Regions from separate parts of the Mus musculus genome. Here region 2 is linked to region 1. A link is a loop called in an ENCODE intact Hi-C map of the cell type or tissue named here. Cell type or tissue: gastrocnemius. All regions are shown on one strand.

The links. Hi-C counts contacts between places; a loop is a spot of excess contacts. Peaks named below come from ENCODE experiments on the same cell type or tissue, not always from the same donor. Only the 100,000 strongest peaks of a DNase experiment are listed, where the experiment ranks them.
Region 2: a loop joins it to region 1, with 4 times the contacts of the local background. A loop is called at or near these places in 4 of 42 quality-filtered maps.

Annotation. Positions count from the first base shown.
Region 1 is chr13:109,631,659-109,634,158 of GRCm38, forward strand. All of the region lies in intron 3 of Pde4d (phosphodiesterase 4D, cAMP specific), which reads left to right. Among named protein-coding and RNA genes, the nearest start is that of Gm32703, 190 kb to the left of the region's middle. In gastrocnemius, a CTCF peak has its summit at 1,023; no DNase peak of the experiment used is centred here; H3K4me3 peaks cover 1,801 bases; H3K27ac peaks cover 2,389 bases.
Region 2 is chr13:109,735,448-109,737,947 of GRCm38, forward strand. All of the region lies in intron 3 of Pde4d (phosphodiesterase 4D, cAMP specific), which reads left to right. Among named protein-coding and RNA genes, the nearest start is that of Mir1904, 170 kb to the right of the region's middle. In gastrocnemius, a CTCF peak has its summit at 1,053 (motif pointing left); no DNase peak of the experiment used is centred here.

The DNA.
Region 1 (2,500 bases):
CCCTTAGGGCGATTAGTCAATTTTGTCCAGTTCAGAGGGGGTTAACATCTTTTTTAGGGTTTCTCCAAGCTTCTCTAATCTTATCCTGGATGTGTAGAGCCCTGCCTTGGTTTACAATGGAGGTCACAAGCAGGCCAGTGCTTGGGCAGGGAGTGATGGAATTAGGCTGTGTTGTCAGCATTAAATACCACTGACTCCTGAGAAGTGATGACGACACCAGGGTGCCTTGAGTCCTTGAGGACACCTTGAAATATATGTCTCCCTGCCGCGCGCGCTGAACTCTGAGACCACACAACTGAGCTCTGTGGATCTCTCAGCCTTTATGTGACTTGAAAGAAGGACGTTTTAAGGGATCTGTTCAAGAGCGAAGAACGGGACAAGACATTGATCTCTGCTGTCAAAGTCACTCCTTATAACTCACTCTGCAAGGTGACACAGTGACATCCCTTTGAGGGAAAGGTTGCCAGGAGTTCTGAAAGTGATCTGCCTGTTTTCATCTCACACTGACTGGCAGGGAGGAGAGGGGTTTTTTTTGTTTGTTTTGTTTTGTTTTTAACAATTACTAAGTTTTTTTTTTACAAGGTTTTCTAATAACGACATTCATACATGTATCTAAGAGAATTTAGAATAAGAAAAAATTATTTGGATAGCCAGAGTTGAAATTTAATACTCCTGTCAAGTTTCCCAGTCCTGGGTCCATGTGTAATTTTCCCTTTCACTACAGGTCACTACTGTTTAACATTCACACTAAGAGTAAGTTGACCCATTGAACCACACCTCCCAGTCTGTGCATCTGCATGTCTGTGGGGGGTGGGGTGGGGGCTATGCTTTTCAGGAGTGGCATGTGGCCCTGCTGTTTAAGCTGGGCTATATTTAAAAGCAGTTTCAAGGGAGTTGTTTCTCACACTAACAAGAGACTGTCTAGGTGAAGCAAGCGCTGTCGCAAAGGGCAAGTGTCACGCAGCAGGAAGTGCTGGCCACCCTTTCCAGCCCTGCCTCAGCCAGCCTGCCACCTCTCTGTCAGCACATACCACCACACTGAAGAAATGCCCTCATTCAGCCACAAGTGCCTCTTGCAGCCTGAAGGGCCTTCCCGCCCCAGGGTCCAGTATCTGCTCTGACATTCTGCTGTTCCTGTGGATCTCTTAGCACTCTCTTTACAAATGGCTTTTGTCTGGGATCCCCTGGGAGTCGCAGTGCCAGGACCATCTCCAAGAACTAGAACAAGATTGCGTTTCTCAAAGTCCTACAGGTATGGCAATTTCCTTTTGGTAGCAAGGGAGGCCTTTTTATCTGCTGTAGGTCCCTTACAAGTAAAACTTTGAGGGAATCTCCTTCATTCACATGGTTGGGTTAATGTCCGGCTCAGCTCCTGGGCTATTGTAAGCATTTGAAATAGTCCTGGGTTTGTGGGGACCTCCTGAGGTCGCAGGAAGTTGCCCAACTCTCAGAGCCCATTCTGAGAGTTGAAAGGTAAACTTGACAAAGCTTGTCAGTTAGTTACAGTTCTGGGATTGGGGGGTGGGGTGTGTGGGGGGTGGATGTATTCATTTGCCTAATCAATTCCTGTCTTGGAAAACAAGCTTGCTAAACTGTAAGCTAAGTCTTTTAACTACTCAGAACAGCTGCTGATTTAATTCGCCCAGCAAACAATAGCAAACTACAGGGCTGTTATTCACAGGGCAAAACCCACATTGCAAAGCTGAAGCTAACTCCGTGACCCACTGGGTGACTCACTTTAAAGTTTGTCTCAAAGAATGAGATACCGTAATTTCGAAGTTAAGGTGTAAGGCGTATTGCATTTCTAGTGAGTTCTCTGGAAGTCACATAACAACTCTCAACCACATGCCTACTACATATTGTCAACTTTGTTTCACAGCAAAGGCTAGTTAATGTTAACCAAATACCTGGCTGTACTGCTGCTGGGAGCTGATGCAGCCACAGTAAATAAAAGGGAAATGGTTTGCATAATCTTAAGAATGGGTCTTTGTTATTTAGGTCAGCTACCAACAAAGTTAGAAACTTATACAGAAATACACACTATTTTGTTTTTGTTTTTAGTTAAATTACGTTCTATGTTGTCTACAGAGAAAACATTTTAAATTTGGATTAAAACATTAATGATTTTATTTGTTGAAAACCAGAGAGAAAACTTTCACCCTAGATTTTTTTTTTAATGAAAACAGCTAGCGTCCGTCATGATGGTATTAATTTATTAAGACATTTGGTGAACGTTGGCAAGCCAGCGCCTGTGGCAAGTGTGCATGAAGGAATATGATTGGCTTGCTTGTTATTGACATGCCACGCCTGATTATGTGTGTTGCATGCCCGGAACGTACTATCACCAAGCCTCCAACATTATTGTGTCCAAGATGTGTGGCTTCTAGGTTTTTCTTACCATGTAGATCTGAAAGCAAGTTCTTTAACACTGTGGGCATCTGCCTGCGGAGTAGAGGGAATAGAAGAAAGCTGCGGCTGGATGAACTGAAGAATCTGGCCT
Region 2 (2,500 bases), 100 kb after region 1:
GCCTTTGTTCCTTTGTAGATTTTTTACTGCCTCATTGAGAAATGTTATGCTTCATATATCTGTGCCCCCCCCCACACACTATTAATCTAAGAACAAAGAACTATGCAAGCTTGTTCACTAAATTCTTCATTATATAAAACCTTTCTATAATGTTATTCACCACTGTTGATATTTGGTAATACTTTGAGCTAAGTGTTTTCAGTACTCTAGCTTTTGCTTGATGATGAATGTTGGTTAAAGAAGCACTTACTATACTGGAAAGCTGGATGCTGATGGAACCTCAGACTAAATGCCTACCTCCCAAATCACTCTAGTCTGAGAAAACTTGCATTCCCCAAATGTAAAAGGCTTTCCCAGCCTACCACTGATATCAATGGTGCTTTGCTTAGTATAACGGACATTGAGTGATGTACTGTGGAGGATCAGTGATGTCTTCCTGAGTAATTTTAAAGTAAAGGCCCAATAGAATATCAGTTACTGATCTCAGCCTCTCCTCCCCAGCCTGGTCCTAGGGCAAACTCTTCACCATGTGTGCATGGTGTGTGCCTTTAGTCCCAGCTACTCCAGGGACTGAGGCTGGAAGGTCACTTGAACCTTTAAGGTTTTTTATTTGTTTGTTTGTTTTGTTTTTCTTTTTTGTTTTTCAGTTTGGTTTTTCGAGACAGGGTTTCTCTGATTAGCCCTGGCTGTCCTGGAACTCACTTTGTAGACCAGGCTGGCCTTGAACTCAGAAATCCGCCTACCTCTGCCTCCCAAGTGCTGGGATTAAAGGCGTGCGCCACCACCGCCCGGCTTGAACCTCTAAATTACAGACTAGTCTGATCACTCTTTGAAAAAGAAAGAAATGAATTCCGTTTCAAAGTAAAGCTCATGCAAATGTTTCACAGATTGGTATAGTTTTAATAATTATTTATAGCAGTTTAATAGTTTTTTGTGGCATTATCTTAGGTAATATTTAAGAGGTTTGCATGAGTCTTTAATAGGTAATTTAGACCTTCCTATTACTTTATAATAGGTTCTCTATATTTAAGAGCATTCTCTCCATCTAGTGGACAAAGTGTTGTATTACATCTGCAAACAAATGGCAAAGTCCAGGTATAATTTACTCACTTAGTAAATGTTTTGATTTCCATGGTAGCATTATTATCAAAATATTTTAAGATATTTAGTAATATGATTTTTCAAAAATCTACAATAGGGCGTCTATATACGTTTAGATTTTCTTAATGGAATTGAAAAAAAAGAACATTGTATTTAAAAACATAAATTAATGATTGGGGGAGGGGGGAGAATGATTCAGTTGGCATTGATCCAGTTAAACTGAGAAAAAGCGAACCCCGAAGCCCATCCTTCCATCTTCTTTATTGTTCCTAGGATATGGAGACAGAAGCCTCCTTCTGCTCCACTTAACCCTAACATCATCCTGCTAATAATAAGAGGAAGCTTGCACAGATGCTTCGAATAAGAGGAAGCAGGCACAGATGTTTTGTAGAGCATTTCCATCCTTAGATCCTCCGTGACTCTCTCCTTAAAGGGAAATATATTCTCATCCCTCACTACTCTTCTGAGCAGGGTCTTCCCAATGCGTATTGAGTAATGCTAAAAGCTCACTTTACTTACTACTCCTCTACGGAACATCACAGGTTAGCCCGGACTGAATTAATACTATTGCTTTTATGGTTTTTAATCACAGTATACTCATAGTAAGTGTTTGAAAAATGTGTGTTTTATAAATAGCACCCAAAAAGAGCTTTCCTAATTCCCCTGATAACACTCTTTACTACCTACACCCCTGCCTTCCCTGGCTGTCCTGAGGATAGCCAGTGTGCTGAAGAGCATGTCACACCTACCTGGATGAGCCCAAGCCCTCTTGTTTGGTCCACAGCTACTGACTCATTCGTGCCTCGTGGAATCATGTATTCTGTCAGGGAGGACTTCAGGAACAATACACAATAAAGCCTTAGCTCACTGACTTCTGTCAATCAGCTTTTCCAGAACCTACCGTCTTTGTCTATAAAGTGAAGGTTTAATTAGATAATCCTCCAGTGTCTTGGCAGGACCAAATAAATATATTTATAAGATGACACAATTCTAACAAAATTATTAAAAGGTTGGAGACATGGTTCAATTGATAAAATCCTTCACACACACACACACACACACACACACACACACATCCATACACCACACACATCACCACATACACACAAAGAAAATTTGAAGTTGGAAAACAGTTTTCTGATTACCTAAGCTACACTATACCATCTCCTGTTTTTTGTTTATTTGTTTGTTTGTTTGGTTGGTTGGTTTTGTCTTTTCTTTCCTGCTTAAAGGTTTGATTCGGGTGATGCATAGATGATCAATGATTCAGTGTTCCCTACCTCCCCAGCTTAGCTTACTTAGAACACTTGATAGGTGACACTGCGTATGAATAAATCTAGGAAAGAAAATTAGAAAATGTTTTAACCTAATGGGCCATAAAGTGTGTGTGTGTGTGTAT